Linked DNA regions of Homo sapiens: region 2 is linked to region 1. A link is a loop called in an ENCODE intact Hi-C map of the cell type or tissue named here. Cell type or tissue: HepG2. All regions are shown on one strand. Links, peaks and the distances in the headings refer to the core of each region. The heading gives the core; the rest is flanking DNA. Region 1 overlaps SCFD1 (sec1 family domain containing 1). Region 2 overlaps SCFD1 (sec1 family domain containing 1).

Region 1 (4,401 bases), core at 121-4,120:
TTCATAGGGCTTTTACCAAGATGGCCTCAGCTCCGGCCAGCTATGGCAGCACTACCACTAAACCAATGGGGTAAGTATTTTTAATAATTCTTTTGCATCTTTGTACTCAAAACCTTACTTAGACTTTCATGCCTTAAAAACACAATGTCTGATACTTTGAATGCGGAAAATGTCACCATGCCTTTGGTGACATTTAGATGGCTGAAGTTCTCCTGGTTTTTTTTTTCTATTTTTTAACTTATTTTTCATTGACATTTAATAATTGTACATATTTATGGGGTACAGTGTGCTAATACATACCATGTGTAATTATCCAATCAGAGTAATTAGCATATCACCTCAAACATTTATCATTTTTTAGTGTTGGGCACATTCAGATTCTCACTTTAAAATGTAAGTTAATGTCTTTTACATGGTATGAGCTGAAACTTAGATAACATTTTTTATAGTATCATCCCTATTTATCCATTTATCCATCTGTGTGTATCTGTGTGGATGAGTAAACACATACATACATTTAATTGCATAGCTGAAATGATATACACCTAAATGTTAATAGTGGGTAATTCCAAGGGGTATAGTTTTTTTCTTTGGGGTACTTTTCTTTATTTTCCAAATTTTCTACAACAAATATTGTCTTCTCGATGGTTTTTATTCATATGCTTGTTTGTTATTATAACATAGTTTTCATTTTCAGAAAACATTTGAAGGTTAAAACTGTTTTAGTACCAATGTTGATAACTAATATAGACTTGAAGCTAGGCCTGGCTTCAGGATAGATTCAAGCAGTGCTAAATGATAGGAAGTCCTCAGGGCTAGGTATGACATCTTACTCCAGAGACCCCAGTGGAGTATGTGTGATTTTCAGAGAAACTGAACAAGGTAATTCTGACTACTCTTTTTGGTACCATACAGTTTCCAATTCCTAGCTTACTTTTTAGAGCTAAAACAAAAGCAGGAAGCCAGAGGAGAACAGGTTTATCCTAGCCCCACACTGAGTAACTGGTTTTAATGAAATAATTTCCAAAAACAAAAGCACTCAGCCTTATAAGTACTTGGCAAAAGGAATCCAGCTGGCCTCACCTTCAGACAGTGCTGCGCAGGTTAGCACACCCCCACAGAGTTGCCTGGTGACAGGAATCGCTCCAGGGCCATTCATTCCAACAAGGATTACTTTCTCTTGCTTCTGTTAATGAAAAGATTTCCATCCTGTCCATCTCTTCATTTCAGAGGGGAGTAAGGCAAGATGAGGAAAAGGAAAATATTTTTGGAAAATTACTTCCATGTGTTTAATAAAATAGACTTTTCAGTTTCATCCCTTAAAAATCTTATTGAACATTAGCCTATTAGAGTTCTTATGATTTTACAATTGGGATTTTGATAAATATGTTATAAGAAGCTCTTGGGTGATCTGAAAGCTGTCCCTAGCCTTCTGAGATTTTAATGCAGGATTACTAATCTGTCCCACAAAACATCTTTTAATTCCATGTGAGAGACTGTTTGAACCACAGATATAAACCCAGTATGGCAAGTCACTTATTGGTGTTTTGTTGTTGTTGTTTAAAATGTAGACAACATTCTCAGAGTTGAGGCAAAATTCGCTAAGTCTGTTCTGTTTCACATTTTTTTATGATAGATTTTATGTATAGAGAGGAGAGAAAATATACAATGTAGAATTGGATCCAGCTGCTGATAAAAGAGAACACAGTAATGTTTGACTTACTCGTAATACTTGCATATATATTTTCAATATGTTCATATGGTTTGAACTCCTAAAGCAAATTGTCCAAGTTACTAGCTTTAAATTGGTTTTTTTTAGCATTAGACAATCAGGAAGGCAAGGAATTCTCTTCAAATTATAACTCGCAAAAAAAAAATATAGCTAAGACTAGGAAATTAAGATGTTTATTTTGAGGGCAGCTCTTTATTTTTGTATTTTTTAATAATTATTGACTAATCAGAGTATTTTAATTACTATTTTATTGTTAAATAAAATTGCAGCTGTGATACCCATGGCAGCAGAAATTCTCAAGACCCTTCTGTTTAGTGAAAACAAAGGTGGTAGGTACAGCGAGCATCAGCATGTGGTGTGTAATCAGGTAAATATTTTATCGATAACAGATTGGAGAGGCACTTTGTACTTAGAATGGTCCTTCTCTTTTGCCCCTACCTAGTCTTTTATCACGAGTCATGAATACAGGATCACAGTTTGTGATGGAAGGAGTGAAGAACCTGGTTTTGAAACAGCAAGTAAGTACACTTGTTAGAAAACATACTGGTAACTTTTAAACATAAATGTTGACAGGCTAACTGCTCAGGTAAAGCAACTCCTGGATTTATTCAAGTAATAAATAGGAATCATAAAATCAAGGAGTTCCTTTTTTTTTAAGTTCTGGGGTACATGTGCAGGGTGTGCTGGTTTGTTACATAGGTAAATGTGTGCCTTGGTGGTTTGCTGCACAGATCAGCCCATCACCTAGGTATTAAGCCCAGCATCCATTAGCTCACTTCCCTATTGCTCTCCCGGCCTCCTACAGGCCCCGATGTGTGTTGTTCCTCTCCCTGTGTCCATGTGTTCTCATTGTTGAGCTCCCATGTGGTATTTGGTTTTCTGTTCCTGAGTTAGAAATCAAGGAGTTCTTTATTAGTGTATTTAAGACTCTGAGGGTATTTTTTACATGTGTAGCTCAGAGCTCTGTAATTTTATACTTTTTTAAAAAAAAATTGTTCATTTGGATTTGGACTTTACTTACATTTTGATTTGTATTTACCATCAGGTTGTTGAAAGTACGTTAATTGAAAGAATGAACCTAACCTATTTAGAATAGTGAACTGTTACATAATGAATATCATTTCTTTTAACATATAATCAGAGAATATTAATAAGCTAATGAACTTCATATCTAAAGTCCTATGTAAATTGGACTAAACAAAATATTTTAAATAGAATTTATATTTGGGGATAATAAAATTGTACCTCGATTTCGCATTTTCTTTCTTTTAGTCCTTCATTTTGTATATAGGACACTTTTAAATGACTTTTTTGTTTCTGTGATTTTTCTATTCTAATATATAGATATTCTGCTTCAGTCATTATTAATTTGGTATCTTTTCAAAAGATTTGTTTTTTACTTTTAATTTTGGAAATTTTCAAATATGCATTATCAAACTCTCCTGAATCCTTCAATTAAGTCAGTATCCATTCTTGTTTCATCTATCCCATTTGTGTTTTTTATTTACTTTTACTGGAATATTTTAAGGCAAAACTGAGATAATATTTTACACAGAAACTCAGTTTGCAGTGAGAAGGGTTTTAAAGGCCAAATCAAAAGAATCAGTTATTCAGACCTGAATATTGTTTATTTACCTGTATTCAGAAAAAAACAAGATCTTTTCTTTCCTCCACACTTTTCTTTCTTATAATGTTTGCTTGTGGTATTTTATATACTTAATCTTTATTTGTGGTTTAATAAGTTATTTTTTTCTTTTTCTTTTTTTCTGAGACAAGGTCAGGCTCTCTTGCCCAGGCTGGAGTGCAGTGATGCTAGCTGGGACTACAGGCACGCACCGCCACACCTGGCTAATCTTTGTATATTTTGTAGAGATGGGGTTTCACTATGTCGCCCAGGCAGGTCTTGAACTCCTGGGCTCAAGTGATCTTCCCACCTCAGCCTCTCAAGTGCTGGGATTACAGGTATGAGCCACTGTGCCTGGCCTCATTATCCCTTTTAGAAATTATTGTCAATCTCTCTCATTCTACCTCCTGGTAAGGAGCTACTACCAAATACTAAAGCTACTTTTTCTTACTCGTTCGTAGTACTGTCGAGAATCAGCTTATCTTCACCCTCTTAGACTATATGTGAAAAGGCACAATAGGAAGTTTGGGCACATTAGAGACAAATGTGCTATACTTTACGGCTTAGCCTGCGCCCGGTTCTTATTTATCGTCAACTGTGGACAAAATGATTTTGTTTCATGAGACAAAGGGGGACCACCAACTTCTACGGTAATGTCTGCCTTTTGCTAGATAGACTGGCTATTACATAACCATATGTAGTTTATTTTTAAGGAGAATTACATATTTTTCTTCACATGTCACTGTTAGAAGTAAATCCCAATAGTAAGATTTCCCTAAACAAAGTATTTCTTGTAACATATAACTCATAATATTTAGAAATTACAGACTTTAACCTTTAGAATAATCATGGTTTGTTTTGTTTTTGAACTTACTACCTCAGAGTCACATGGTATATATCCCCTATGATACCTGTAAAAGACATCTAAATTGGTCAATTCTTAAATATTTTATTGTGCTAACACAAAAGTTTTATTTTATTTGGAGTGCATAAGATACAGAAACAATTCTTTATGATCTTACATCTCTGTTTTTTTAATATTGCA
Region 2 (4,401 bases), core at 240-4,239, 52 kb before region 1:
TTATGCATATGTAAATTTAGCTGCTAAGTGTTGTGTTTAGCATGTGACATACACAGGTGATAAAACACGGCTTCAGTCTTCAAAGACAATGGAAAGAAAATAGGTACACAAATAATTTCTCTATGAGACACTATGTAATCAGGCCAGAATAGTCTCTATTTGATAGACAGACGTTAAAGAATTTGAACTCAAATCATGGGCTTTGTTAAAACTAACACTGTAGTTTACTAACTCCTAGCTCAGGACTCTAGGGATTACACTATATAATCATATCATGATAGTAAAGACTGCCCAACATGTCATATAAACAGGGAATGAAAGCTGAGTGTAGTGGCTCATGCCTATAATCCCAGCACTTTGGGAGGCCAAGGCAGGCGGATCACATGAGGCCAGGAGCTAAAGACCAGCCTGGCCAACGTGGCGAAATCCTGTCTCTATTGAAAATACAAAAATTAGCCAAGCGTGGTGGCACACGCCTGTAATCCTAACTATTTGGGTGGCTGAGGCTTGAGAATTGCTTGAACCCAGGAGGCGGAGGTTGCAGTGGGCCAAGATTGTGCCACTGCACTCCAGCCTGGGTGACAGAGCAAGACCTAGTCTCAAAAAAAAAAAAAAAAGGAAATGAAAGACATGCAATAGATGATTTGGTTTATTTCTTTAAAACCTGGATATTGGCTCTAAAGTGTTTATTTAAATAAATCAGATTTAGAATTACTGATGGAAATTGGCCATTCTTCTATGCCATGACTCTAGGATGAGTGTCGAAGAAATAGCAGTCAACTTTAATTCAGTAGACAGGGCAAGAAGAATCAAAGGGACTCTTAAATTAAACCCTAAGTAGTAGAACATGGAATCAGGCTTTAGGAGGTCAAGTAAGAGGTGGGAGAGGAGGAATTCAGTTCTACCAATATTTGAGTGCCTACTCTTTAACACACTTTCTAAACCCTGGCTTCAATAGTAACAAAAACAATAGCTTTCCTGTCTTTCTAGAGCTTACATTCTAGTAGGGGAAACAGGCAATAAAGAAAATAAAACTTGCAGCATTTCAGAAGGTGGAAGATACCCTGAAAGACAGTAAAGTAGATAATGGTGAACAGGAGTGAAATTTTAAAACAGGGAAGTTCTCACTGATAAAATGACATTTGAGTAAAGATCTAAAGGAGGTAAGGTAGTGAATTATATAGCTATGTGGGAAAAGAACATAAGCAGAAGGATGACTAATATGTTTGGAAAATGGCAGGGCAGCCAGATGGCTACAATGAAGAGAGGCAGGGGAAGAGAAGCAGGAGAAAAGGTTAAATAAATAGGACCCAGGAAGCAATATAATACAGGACTCTAGGGATTATAGTATATGATTGTATTGTGATTGTAAAGGCCATTGACTTTAATTTGATGGAAATGGGGAACCACATGGGATTCTAATATACATTTGAAGACTGTCACTCTAGCTGTTATACTGAAAATGGACTCCTTGGGGGCACAGGAAGAGCAAGATCGGTTAGGAGGCTGTTGCAGTTATCTTAGCTGAGATGATAGCAGCTTATAGCAGGACAGAAATGGTAAGGGCTGTGTTTTTTATACTGACTGTAGAGTATAGGATTTGCTGATAAGTTAGATGTGGGAGTTAGATGTAGAGAGAGAGAGAACTCAAAGATGACTCCAAGGTTTTAGCCTTTGCAAATGGCAAGACGTTGTTGTTTAGTGGGATGGAAAAGGCAGTTTCCCCAGGGAAGATCAGATGTTTAGTTTTGGGTATGTTAAATGTGAGATGCCGGCCAGGCATGGTGGCTCATACCTGTAATCTCAGCACTTGGGGAGGCCAAGGCAGGAGGATCACGTGGGCCCAGGAGTTCAAGACCAGCCTGGCAACATAAGGAAGCACCATCTTTACAAAAAATAAAAATTAGTGACTTGTGGTGGCACACCTACTCAGGAGGCTTAGGTGGGAGGATCAGTTGATCCCCAACAGGTTGTGGCTACTACAGTGAACTGTGATCACATCACTGTCCTCCAGCCTGGGTAACAGAGTAAAGACCCTGTCTCAAAAAAAAAAAAATGAGGTGCCCATTAAGATATCAAAATGTAAATGTTGAGTAGGTAGTTACATGAGTCTGGAGTTCAGGAAAAAAGTCTGGTCCTCAGCCTCCCAAAGTGCTGAGATTACAAGCATGAGCCACTGCACCCGGACAGAAAATATTTTTAAATGACGGAAATTACAACATGTTTGTATACTAATGGGAATGATCCAAACAGCGAAGTTAATGATGCAGGAGATAAGAGCGTCCTGCAGGTGGCATTAGTGAGCACTGTGGACCAGGATTTCTCAACCTTGGCATTATTGACGTTTTGGACCTGATCATTCTTTGTTGGGGGGCAGGGGGAGCTGTCCTGTGCATTGTAGGATGTTTAGCATCATTCCTGGCCTTGACTCTCTAGGTGCCAGTGGAACTCCCTCAGTTGTGACAATCAAAACGTCTTACACACGCCAATTATACCCCGGGTGGCAGAAAGGGGCAAAATTGCCCAATTGAGAACCATGGTTACAGGCTGACAACATGAGTTTCAAAGCTAGTTTTAGGAAAGAGGGCAAGTAAAGAGTCTGGGAGTAGCAAGGAAGACACCTAATTCCAGTCTCAGATCCAGTGGTATGAGCTGTGAGAGGTTAAAGAAAAAAAAAAATCAGGTTCCCATTTGAGAAGGCTCCAGGGGTTAGCCAGTTGGAGTTCAATTAGAGCAAGAAAGAACAGGGAAAGTTTAGAGAGGATGTTCAGAATAGGAGATTTTGCTGATGACTGAGTATGGGTTCCAGAAGTGATGACAGGATTTCTAGAGTAGGGTAAGAATAGGAGATGGGGTCTCAGTGGGATTGGAGGTTAAAGAGTTGTACAGGGATTAATGGGCATAATAAGATAGTATTGGTAGTCTCAAATCATATTTGGTTGGTGGGGCCCTTACTGTTGGGTAGGAGCAAGGGGCAAGTGTCTTAATAAGAGCATAGCATACAGATCACGGGTGCCTCATCACACCTGCCAGTGGTGTTGGTGTTAAGGCAATCTAAAACACCGAGATGTCTAGGGATCCTTTCCAATTCTTGAACTTTAAGAGTCCCTGGGCTCCCTCTTCATTCCCCTGGATGGAGGAAATTAAAGTACAGGGTGCTTTGAGTACAGGAGATAAGACACATGTACAAATAATTGCAACATAAAAAGGGTAGACTCAGTCTCCATTGTCAGAAGAGGAAATTGGGAAATATAACTTAGGGCAGAGATTCCCTAAAACCAAACAAGGATAATACTGGTCCTTGATGAGGTTTTCACTGTTTCAGAATGAGATGAGAATAAAAAGGACTATGAAATGTGTTTTTATACTGGCCTTTATACAATTTTTATTTCCTACTATTTGAAGTGAAAATATCCTTTTAAAAATAAAAGGTGGTGAAAGTAGATGGTAGAGTTTTTTTGTTTAATCTTCACATAAAAAGTTGGGAATCTTTGAAGAGGTTGGTTATAATTAACTATGCAACTTAAAATGACTTAATTCTGTTTATTAATCTTAATGCAGTTTCTGGATATGAACAAACTATAACTGAGATGTCATAAATTATAATCACAAAAATTTTTGTTGATTGCTAAACCTGCTACTTTTGAAGGTCTTCAGAGCTTTTAAAACGCTTAATAATTATACCCTTTGCCTCCACAAGATGGAGTAAGTAAATAGTAAATGTTAACTTAAAATTGCAGTTTACTTTTTATATTAAATGTCTTTGCCTGAAAATCTGCACCATTGATAATTGTTTATATATTAGAACTTACAAACAACTATGAAAATTCACACAGCTTCCCTCTGTGTCAGAAAGATGATTTTTCTCATTTTAAACGGGAAATACACACTTCTGGTTAAAAAAAAAAAGAAAAAGCAACTTTGCAGTGCCCATCTCCTTTTATTGGGATATAAGAAGCAAAATTAGTAATTAGAAGCCCTGATTCTTTTTTATTATATCTTGGTTGCAGGAGAGGTGGATTTGATTGTTCAGCTGCAGAGCTGTGGACTTCAGTCAAAGGGATGGACATTATTTTATCTCTGTTTTTTTACTTGGCCTTTATTTTTTCAAATCTTAGGTTCTCTTTTTGTACCTTTCACCCTCTGCTACTGACTCTTATTATTTGAAACATTAAATCGGAAGTTATACTAATAGACATAGGGACTTTAATTAAAGTTTACCTTTTTTTCCAGTCAAGAATAAAAAAAAAATGGTTTCCAAATAAATATGTATTTTTTAAAAGGTTGTAAGAGAAGCATTTTTTTTATTTTTTATTTTATTTATTTATTTATTTTTTTGAGATGGAGTCTTGCCCCGTCGCCCCGGCTGGAGTGCAGGAGTGCGATCTCGGCTCACTGCAA

Evidence for each region. A loop is a pair of places that touch in the nucleus more often than their neighbours do. Peaks named below come from ENCODE experiments on the same cell type or tissue, not always from the same donor. Only the 100,000 strongest peaks of a DNase experiment are listed, where the experiment ranks them.
Region 2: it touches region 1 in a loop (4-fold over the local background); 9 of 110 quality-filtered maps call a loop at or near these places.

The regions. Positions count from the first base shown.
Region 1 is chr14:30,705,816-30,710,216 of GRCh38, forward strand. SCFD1 (sec1 family domain containing 1) reads left to right here. Exons shown (of 25, transcript NM_016106.4): 18 at 8-70; 19 at 2,175-2,250. Among named protein-coding and RNA genes, the nearest start is that of SCFD1, 86 kb to the left of the region's middle. In HepG2, for the core only: no CTCF peak of the experiment used is centred there; a DNase peak (open chromatin) is centred at 2,546.
Region 2 is chr14:30,654,073-30,658,473 of GRCh38, forward strand. The region is part of intron 10 of SCFD1 (sec1 family domain containing 1); the gene reads left to right. Among named protein-coding and RNA genes, the nearest start is that of SCFD1, 34 kb to the left of the region's middle. In HepG2, for the core only: CTCF peaks have their summits at 2,309 (motif pointing right) and 3,659; DNase peaks (open chromatin) are centred at 2,309 and 3,681.